2 separate regions of the Homo sapiens genome follow, and region 1 is linked to region 2. Evidence: read pairs that join two places in POLR2A ChIA-PET (ENCODE). Cell type or tissue: MCF 10A. All regions are shown on one strand. Links, peaks and the distances in the headings refer to the core of each region. The heading gives the core; the rest is flanking DNA. Region 1 overlaps LINC02345 (long intergenic non-protein coding RNA 2345). Region 2 has its middle 35 kb from the start of SPRED1.

Region 1 (5,385 bases), core at 70-5,069, 170 kb after region 2:
CTGTAGGCTCCACCATTAGATTCTGCTATAGCAGCTCCAGGGCCAGGAAATCTATATATTTTTTAATTCCTCAGGTCCTCCTAATACACAACTGGTTTGGGAACCATCGGGCCCAGTGATCTCTGATGCTCCTTCCAACTTGTAGGATGTGAATTTCTGTGCTTAGTTATATAAGAGGTAAGTCACAATTTTAAGAATATTTTAAAAAGGCAATTGGTACTTCAAGATTAAGATATTATAAAAGGAATGTTATCAGCCAATAGGAATGGGCCTCAGTCAGGTGCTCGTTGATAAAAATTTGCTTACCTGTTTTACCCTCTCAGAAAGAGACATAATGATGTGCCCAAACAGTTTAATTATTTGCCCTCGGGAGTACTTGAAAAGGTTCTTCCTTTGGCCTCTTTATTTGCAACTGTAAGTTCTAGTTGAAAAGAACTAAAACGCTTCTCTCAAATGAGTTAGATGTAGTTTATCAAACTATGTATTATATACAGCAAATTGCAAATGAAATAAAGTATGGTCACAATCTGGTCTTGTATTTACTATTAATCCCTTTAAATTCTGGTGTTAATAATTCCATGCACTCATTCATTCTTTTGTTCATTTAGTCATTCACTCAGTAACGAATTTAAAGTTCTAACTATGAGCCAGGAACTGTTCTAGGCCCTGGGGATGGGGACACAGCAGCGAACATGAGTCTCCTTCCTTTCAAAGCTTACATTCTACTTGGGAAAGTTGGTAATAAATAACTAAAGTATTACATGATGTTAATTGTTAAGGAACATAAGACAATGTAAGGTGATAGAAAGTGGCAGGAGCTGGATGACAGTGTTATTTTTTATAGGTAATCAGGGAATGCTGCTCTGTTATGGTAATATGTTAGCAGAGACCTGAAGAAAGTTAGAGAAAAGTCATGGTGATATCTGGGGAAAGCGTATTATACAGAGGAAACAGCCAGTGCAAAAGTCCTGTGGCAGGAAGGTACTGGGTATGATCTAGGATCAGCAAGTGGCTACAGTGGCTTGCATGGAGTGAGTAAGGGTGGGATGTTGGAGATGGGTCAGAGAGTAGCAAGCCGTCATCATGGGGGCTTGACAGGCCAATTTTAAAGGCTTTGTATTTAACTCTGAGAATCAAGGGTGGATCCAGGATTTGTAGGGTTTGAAGCTTATAATCCTGAGGCTTTCTATAAGTAAAAGAATACAAAATTAGCTACGAACCTAATACTTATTTGGAATGAAAAAAATCATAATAATATCAGTTTTAAAAGATACTACACATACCACAAAATCCAAAAAAAAAACCCAAACCGTAATAATTTTACTAACTGTGACACCTCTCTGTATTACTTTTTTCTCCTTTTTTTTCTTTAAAGGTATAAACAAAGTTAGTTGCATTACTTTTTCCCTCTTCATTAGTTTACACTGAAATAACTGATTATTCATATTATTTTCTAACATCATTTTCTATAGGAAGAACTGAAGATAATTCAGTCTTTAGCTTGTTGGGACAAAATTTATCTTTTTATTGTTGATTTCATGGAAAAAACCTTCTTTAATTTTATAACTCATTACTGCTAATGCTATGTATGTTTTTTAGAATTGTCGTCAATTTGAGAAAACTTTTCTCAACTTTCTTTCTTTATATGACCATAAGATTTGTAAGAATTTTCTGTGTACTCGCTTCTGGCTGCATATATTTCAACCCCCTTTTCTCCTCTACTAGCCACATATTTCTGGTATGATGAAGACAAGTTCTTATTTTATAATCTCAGGCTGTGAACTTTAATGTCACAACATAGATTGGTACAGAGAATGGCAGAAGTATTCCTGGAAGCCATTCCAACACCAGGAAAATTTTTACACTGAAGTAACTGTGAACCACAATAATACATCCTACTAACCCAAACTAAATGCTTCTCCAATTCAACTTCTCCTTCCCTGGGCCCTAAAGTGTCTGTCTATTCTCACACCACTTGACTTAAAGAGAAATGTGACAGAGGGAAATAAGCAATAAAGAGCTTTGGTAAAAATATCTCATATTTGCAAATTTTAAAAAAAAATGACCACATGAGCACATTGCCAGAGCCCCTTCCAGGGCCTTGGAAGAGCCCTGTGCAATGAGGGGCCCTCAATCTGCAGATTTATTAGCTTCAAGAATGATCAACCTCTGGTGAAATGTGAAGTCACTGGAGGGTTTTGAGCAAAGTATTAACATGACCTAATTTCTGTTGTAAAAGGATAATTTTTTCTGGGGAGTAGAATATAGGGGAGCAAGCCTGGAAGCAGAGAGACCAGTCAGAGGCCTGAAGTTTAGGTTGCAAAAGAAAAGCAAAAACGCAGACATAACTCATTCTGGGTGTTCTAGGAAAGCTGACTCGATTACTCATTAAGCTATTGATTTCCTAACAATTCATGCCTGCCTGTGTCAGCTTTGTTTCCTTTCTTAGCTACTGTTGAGTCAGCAATTGTACAGCATTCTCTTGATCTTTTCTCTTCTCATTGTCTTTAAAGTTCAAGTTTTATCAACAATATTTTTGTTATTATAGCGATTTCTCTTCCTATTTGCTGCTGCCTAGATGCCTACAGTGCTGGGTGAATGATAGGCCTTTACCTACACTATTTCAGTTCACAGTATCATTGCTATCTGTGTCTGGGTTGAGAACTTCCCAGGAGAACTCTTTCCTATTATTTAGAAACCCTTTAGAACCTGGTAATTTATCACTTCATATTATTGTATATCCCTTTGCCTGATGAAGAACTATCCAACTCACATCTTCAAGGCCTTTAGAGTTTAATAATTTTATTACATTTTGGGGGAAGTTAACTTTATGTTGTGTTGCATTAGAACAGGGATTGGCAAACCTGTTTTATAAAGGGCCATCCAGAAAATATTTTAGACTTTGTGCACCATATGGTCTCTGTCAGAACTACTTAACAATACTATTATAGCAGCAAAGCAACTATAGACAATTACGCAAACAAATGAGAAAATGGCTGTATTCAATATACTTTTATTTACATAAACAGGCCTCAGGGCCGGATTTGGCCTGCAGGTTGCAGTTTGCTGACTCCTGCTTTAGCAATTTCCTCTAGCTGTTTCATGTTATGTGTCCCAAATCTTAATCTCACGTCACCCCATGAGTCTAGAGTCTCCGTCTTTAAAATGAGGACCCTAATATATGTCCTGTGTGCTACATAGCATTGTTTTAAGGGTCTAATGAGACATTAGTTATAGAAATCTGCTAAAATTTTAAAGTGGCATATGTCTGTATATTTCTTTCTCTTTCCTACCACCCTACAACACATTTCCCTGCCTCCCACTCCACCTAAAACACATGTATAAACATTCAATCACAGAGGAAAATTATGGCTTGTTATCTTATTCTTCTCCTGAGCTTTGTGGTGAATGCTGGCTTCCCCAAACATCACCAAACTACCTATAATGGCACAAAGCTGAGTTTGTTCTTACCATGGTAAGAGAGACCATAATGTAGACATAGTCTTAACAGAGCCTCAAAAGAGGGAAGGCAAAGTCAGGAAATTTATTGAAATTTTAGAGACTTAGAGACTCATCTAGATGAAAGTGGGTCTTTCAACGCAGGGCTTGGTTAGAGTTGGATATGGATTATGATACAACAGGTTAGGGTTAATGGACACAATGAGGTGAGAATTCTGACGAGGGGTTCAAAGAGTCTTGGGGTATACATTATCATTTAATGCTTTCTATTGAAAATTGATTGGTATTTCAGGAAGTTGCTGGAATAAAAAATAAATTCATTTTTAACTTTTATTTTTATGAGCAAATTTCCTGGAATAGTAAAATTACGTTTATGACCACTTTGAAGTAGTAAAGTCATGTTAATATAGTCAGTAAGCTGTGTGGATGTAGATGATTTTGATTTTGTCTTAAAAAGAATATTGGAGACATTCTGTGAGAAAAAGACAAGGAAACGTAGATAGGATTGCAGGTTTTACTTAGCAAAGAGCAGAGAATAACTAGCAGAAAAGAAGACAATGCTATAGAGAAGAGGGGAAGAAGGGGCCAGGATGTAAAGGGTGTGTCAGCCAAAGTTTAAGGAAAATTTTGAAATAGAAGAGAAACTTTGGGGGACTAGAAACTAGGATATAAGTTATGGCAAGAATGTCAAAAATCAGAAAAGAGAATATTAAACCTATCAAATATAAATTGTTTCCAATTAGTTGTTCTGGCTGCACAGTTTTATTTTCATGTGCAAATCTGTCTGAAGACTGAAAAATATGTGGGCCTGCTTTTGAGGAGGTTACTTTTTTATTAAAAGAATATGTACATTTTCTTAGCAGAAAATTTTAAATGTGTACATAAATAACCAGAAGAAAGAAAGATAACTCTTAATTGGAAGGTGAAATTCCAATGAATATTAGTAGTCAAAAGTCCAGAGAAATAAGAAAACTGACCTTCATTAAAAGTAAATAATAATTTCTTGGTGGGGGAAGAGTGGAGTGCAGACATGGGACAGTGACAGAAGAGAAGGGAGAGGATAAATTAAGAGCATGTTTGGAGGCTGTTGGCTGTTTTGTGGGAAATTGTCAAAGGCCATAGCATTTTTAGGAAGCAAAATATTGATCTTAAATCTTAATTTTTTTTAATTGCTGTGATATTGCAGAGTTTAGGCCAACTACAAAGTAGAGGCTATAGCACCCACGACTGTTCTCACTTCTGATACCAGCTAAAAGTTCAGGGGGTTCCCAAAACCATCCTCAGGTTTGATAATTTGCTAGAATGACTCACAGAACTCACTGAAAGCTATTCTACTCATAGTTATGGTTAATTACAAGGAAAGGATACAGATTAAATCAGCCAAGGGAAGAACACATATGTTGTTTTCAGCCCATGAAGGCAGAACACATCACTCTGCAGGCACTGATGTGTGACAGTACCCATGGAGAATTGCCAACTAGAGAAGCCCGTCTGAGCCTCAGTGACCAGAGTTATTACTGGGGCTCTATTTAGTAGACATGATTGATTGCATACGTATTTGATCTCAGTCTTCAGGTTGATTGTTACTGTGTTACCCAAAGGCCCCACTTTATGTCACATTGTTGATCTATTGCCAGCCCTTGTCCTAGGACTGTATGGTTGTGGTCACCCCCTACCCTAAATCCCATTGTTAAGACCATCCAGTATGACCTAAGGCCACCAGGCAAGCAAACACCCTCCCATCAGGAGGGCCCAGGGCATAGGCCAGATCTTTTCTTTGAGAAAAGCCAAATTCTTTGTTATACAGCTACAAATCCCTTTTATTACCCCTCCTTCAAGAATGACTTCTTCACCCATAGGAAGAAAAAATCATTCGCAATCCCATCAATTTGACTGAAACACTTTGAGATGGTTTGGATTTGTGAC
Region 2 (5,385 bases), core at 278-5,277:
TATTCCAACCAGAGCCCTCTTTCTTTGCTTTATCCTAGCAGGTCATTCTGGCCACCCTTCAGCCTTTTCCAGGCAACAGGCAGGCACTTCGTTCTGTACCCCTGAGTTCTAGGGAACAAAGGTCAAGCTCACCCAAGGGTTCTCTCACTACACTCTTACAAGAGGAGGAAGCCTTCTGAGTTTTTGAAGATTGGCAACAGTCAAGCTGGGGGTGGGATGCCTTTTCTCCCTCTAGTGAGCCCCCCATTCTCTCCAAAGTTCTCTCTTTTCCTCTAACTTGGCACCCTGTGCAGCTTCTCTCATGAGGCGGGCAATCCCCTGGAGCTCTAACACTATTGGGCCAACAACTCTTATCCAGGTTCTCCTCTTCTTCCTCACTCTGATCAACCTCTAGTATCCTCTTACACAGAGATTGATGGTAGGTGATGGGCTAAGGGTCACAGTATAGGGTTTTGTTCACCATTTAGCAAGTCCTAAATGGATAAGATAGCACCTCTATTTAGAACATGGGGGAACATGTTACTTACTGTTATCAATTTTGAAACCTCAGCCCAAATTCAGAGACAACAGGAAAAGTACACACACTTCTAAATATTGTATATCCTTTTCTTAACTTCAAATGGGAGTATACTATTCTTACTGTTTTGAAACTTGTTTTCTTCACTCAAGAACATATCTTAGACATCTTACATTGTCCATATGTACAGATTACTGTATCTTTCTAATGGTCTATGCACTGTATGTCCATTTTCAGGTTTCCATTATTACAAACAGTGTTAAAATGAATAATCTTTGTACACTTTTGAAAGCGTATCTGTAGAATAAATTTCTACAAAGAGAACAACTTTGAATTCATAAGTAGGACTTTAATATGTCTTGCCAATTTGCCAGTTTTCTATCAGTTTTCGCTGTCACCATTGAGGTATAGGATACCCATTTCTCCATACTTCCACCAAAAGCATTGAAATGTTTTTCAATGTGATAGGTAAAAAAAATCTCTACCTTATTTTAGTTTGTGTTCAACTGTAAACATGGCTGAACATCTTTCCATATGTCGCTTGGTCTTTGATATCTTTTGTTCCAAGTTGCCTTTTCACATCCTTTGCAAGTTTTTGTACTCATGATTTTCATATTGATTTTTAAAGAGCACCCCACATTAAGGACATTAGCCATTTTCTGATACATGAAATGCAAACATCGTCTCCAGTTCTTGTTTGATACATTGGCTTTGTGTGTATCTTTTATTTCTCTTCTCCAAAGAAGTTTTACAGTTTAATGCAGTAAATTCATCACTATGCATTTGTGGCCTCTGGATTTTATGATATCCTTAGGTTATGAAAATATTCCCCCATTTTCTTCTAGTGTTTCAATGGCATCATTTTTTTTTACATTTAAGTTATTGATCTTTATGGAATATATTTTAGGGTAAAGTGTGAGCTTATTTTTATCTAACAAAGCAAACTTTTACATTTATTTTTACTTATTTTTCATTTTAAAATAATTTTTAATTGACTATTTATTTATTTATTTATTTATTTATTTTAGAGATAGGTTCTCTCTCTGCTGCCCCGGGTGGAGTACAATGGTGTGATCATAGCTCGCTGCAGCCTCAAACTCCTGTGCTTAGATGATCCTCCTGCCTCAGCTTCCTTAGTAGCTGGGAGTGTAGGTGCATACCAACGAATTCAACTAATTTTTTTATTTTTTGGAGAGATAGAGTCTCACTATTTTGCTCAGGCTGGTCTTGACTTGCCAAGCTCAAGCAATCCTCCCACCTTGGCCTCCCAAAGTGCTGGGATTACAGGCATGAGCCACCACCCCCAGCCCTCAAAGCAAACTTTTTGCCTCTCAGACTTCAGTAACTCCTCTTTCTCTTCTTCACATCACTAAATGAAAATCTAAATCCCTTTAACTACAGCTTCCCACACAGCTAAAGGCAAAAGCAAATACAAAAGGTAAATTTTGTGTGTGTGTTTTAAATAATGCCCACAGCCCACTTTCCAGGAATCTTAGCCTGAATTTTCTGGGCATTGGTCTCATGGACCAGTGCTTATTTTCATGGCAGTTACAATGGGTTTTCAGATCAGGTGATAAAAAGAGGCAAGAATATTTGCTCCTTCTTATTTTTATAGCAGATGCCAGGAGAGAGGAAGTAATAGGCCCAAGGTCATAGAACAAATTAGAGTGTTGAAATCCAACATTCTGAGCCATCAAGCCTGTTGCACTCATCATTGGACAATATCTTGTAAAAAGCACAGGTAGAAAGCATTCTTCTTATTGCATCACTCACCAAATTACATAATCCACAACAAAAACAGCTAGAGGGCAGTGGGCAGGGTAAAGCTTAGCCCATTGAAATGCACAGATGTTTTAGTGAATTGGGAAAATGGCCTGCTCATAGAGATCATATATAATAATTGACAATGTGAGTCAGAGTTGGGCCTCATTCAGAATTAATCTTATCCTCTTAATGAAATTGCTGATTGTTTTGACTTGCTCCTCTCTGCCTGTTTCAAGTTGCCTGACAGTGTGTTCCAAAGACAGTCCTGCTGGTCTGAGGCTCTATTCTCAAGTGCTGAATTATAGCGTCCATTAAGGAGTTCAGAAGATCTGTTTGGAGAGGCAGGAATCCAGCAAAGCTTCTAATTTTTCCATGATGACTGATGGATTTGGAGCACTCTTAAGGGGCGGCTGTATAATGCTAAGTGTTTAGCATGTGCCAGATTTGTCACCTTACATGAACCCTGTAGCTACCTTTTATTCCAATCTCATCTTCATAGGCTACCAAGAAGTGGTAGGTGGGAGGGGGGAATAGGAGGGAACTGCTGCTTCCAAGGGAAGAAGATTTCTGACTTTGGGAGTAGGGAGAGGTGGGAGGGAACGTGGGCAGTGAAGGGGGAGGCACCAAAAAAAAAAAAAAACCCTGCCTGTGTCCTAATTACCTGGAATATTCCCTGCTTGGATTTCATAGGTCATTAGATTTCTTCCAGAAATGTTGTTTTGCAAAGGGTGTGTGGAGTAAGCAGACCTGCTGGTGAATAGGACATCCCTTCCTAACAACAGGATATGGAAGGGTTCAGCTCCAGGAAGATCTCTGTGCCCAAAATGGTGGAAAGAAGTCGGAAATGGTCTCTGTATGACCAGCTGCTATTTTCTGTAAACTCAAGTGGCTCTGGGGATCGGCCCCAGCACCTCGTAATACTGGGAGACAGTGTTTAATCTTAGGTGCCTGAAGTTCTTCAGTTAGTTTGTGGTTTATGTGGTTAGTGCTGACAGCACCAGCTAAGTTGGAGTTACAGGCAGTGATTGTGCTTGTCATAGAAATGGTTCATTCCTTGATGTGCTTTCAAGTGCTGTGTCCTATGAATCCTGTTGGCAAGAAAACCATCCTCCACCCTAGCACTTACTTAATAAATATGTCTTGAAACACAGCCAAAAATGCATATGTTTGCTGTGCTGTTAGATTCCTTCTTGAAAGGGAAAAGCTCTTCTGAAAGTGATGCACAAAGGATTCTATTAATTAGAAGAACTTATAATGTCTCCCTATGGAATAAAGAAAAAATAATAGCCTGTATTGCTACTCCACTAGTTCCTTTGTTGGACAACATGTATTGCTTTTGCTCCTAGCAAAAAAATTGCTGCTCTGACCCCTCAGTTGTCTCTCTTATCCTTCTGCTGTGCACATACAACTATTCACTAATGTCAACAAGACTTATGAGTGCATATCCGGTGGGGCGGAGGCAAAGGGACTAGATCCCAAAGTCAACATCTTCGCAATGCATCCCAAGATGAAAATGATCAAAGTCTCATTACTCTTCAATGACTAAGAGAAAACAAGGTAGCACATTCAGGACACAGGTTAGAGATGAAACAGAAGATTTTAATTTGTTTCTGATTTATGTTCGTATATGCACCAGATCCAAAAACATTTCAAGTCAAACTTGTCTCTAGGTATGGTAAAATAGGGTCATTGGAACTCACTTGAAAATAGAATTCTAGAAAGTAATTTAAACTTCCAGAAAGCTGGAGGGGGAAAGAGCAGCCATCCAGGCAGAAATCAGATGCTAAAGATTCTGAAACACACTTGGGTGAGTATCATCAGAAGAAAACATGTGTGTTGGATAAAGTAGCTAGAGAGAGGCCTCCATGCCTCTGAGGGAACAGAGAGATTCCTTAGCTTGTTTCTGCCTTGATGAGTTGATGACACTGTAGTTAGACTAAGAGGGGCTCCTAAGAAGACTTAGTCTCAATTCTAAAACCAGTGCTTCCAGACCTCCATTTTATTCTGGGGATAATACACTCCTATTTTCCTTTGTAAGTTATACTGTGTATTCTGTGTCCCCTACAGATTTATACCCCACCCTTTTCCACTCTGGACCCTATGAGGCTGATGTCTATGGCCTACATCACCTGGGCTCCCTTGCCTCTGGCTTTTCTTTGGGTTTGGCTAATGGAAGTGGCTGGCAAAAAGTCAGAGGGCGGCAGGAAAGAGAGATGGATCAACTTTTTCCCCACTGCCCTTGCTGCCAGGCCTCTGTTTATTAGTGGCTGTGTTCCTTAGAAAAGGCCACAGCTCCTGTCAGGATCCTTTCCCACTGTTCAGGTCTCCCTGGGATCCAACAACCACCCCTTTCCCTTAGCTGTCAGGCCTAGGATTGCTAGTGTCTTCTCTCTTTTGCTAGCCCAGAGATGTTTCACCATCCTTCCTTGGCTTTCCTTAACCAGTCTTACTCTTTGAATGAGCTATCTGTTTTCTGCTAGAATTATGACGTGGATATCCATCCATATCAGCACAGCTACTAAGAACAGAAAGCAAGCAGCCAGTCCCTTATCTGGATCCAACAACATACTTTACAGTGTTGTGGGTTTCTGGTAGTTGTTTTACCTTTGGAAATGTTGTTCACAGGCTCCCATTACAAATGGTCACTTCTGCTGTGTTTTACCTCTATCCTCTGGCCATATTAGCTGTTAAGTGACAACCTTGGCCTATCTGCTCTGACTCTTTCTTGCTTTGGATAATTTAAGTAAGTGCTTCCTATGAGTCAGGTACTGTGCTGAGCTTTTTACTTATATATTTTATTAAATCATCTCAATAAATAGGTACTATGTTTGTCCATAGGTCACAAATGAGAAAACTGAGGTGCAGAAAAAGCTAGTGAAAGTTACACAGCTAGGAAGAGCAGGCATTCAAATTCTGTTCTGCTCTAAACTGCAAACCTCTGTGCCAGCTGATCCTCTGGCTTAGATCTCAGAACTCACTATCATTACATGCCATGTTTCTACATACATTGGTGCTTCCCTTGTGTTTTCTAAACCATGGGGTATCTTAGCTATTCAAACTGCTCACTAGGCTTCTAGTCCTGGCCCATCTCCTGTTCCTCCCAA

The links. ChIA-PET counts read pairs that join two places held together with the same protein. Peaks named below come from ENCODE experiments on the same cell type or tissue, not always from the same donor. Only the 100,000 strongest peaks of a DNase experiment are listed, where the experiment ranks them.
Region 1: POLR2A ChIA-PET joins it to region 2 with 7 read pairs; 2 of 35 experiments call an interaction of 5 or more read pairs at or near these places.

The regions. Positions count from the first base shown.
Region 1 is chr15:38,047,726-38,053,110 of GRCh38, reverse strand. The region is part of intron 2 of LINC02345 (long intergenic non-protein coding RNA 2345); the gene reads right to left. Among named protein-coding and RNA genes, the nearest start is that of LINC02345, 10 kb to the right of the region's middle. In MCF 10A, for the core only: no CTCF peak of the experiment used is centred there; a DNase peak (open chromatin) is centred at 2,390.
Region 2 is chr15:38,215,319-38,220,703 of GRCh38, reverse strand. No RefSeq gene overlaps it. Among named protein-coding and RNA genes, the nearest start is that of SPRED1, 35 kb to the left of the region's middle. In MCF 10A, for the core only: no CTCF peak of the experiment used is centred there; DNase peaks (open chromatin) are centred at 2,283 and 3,333.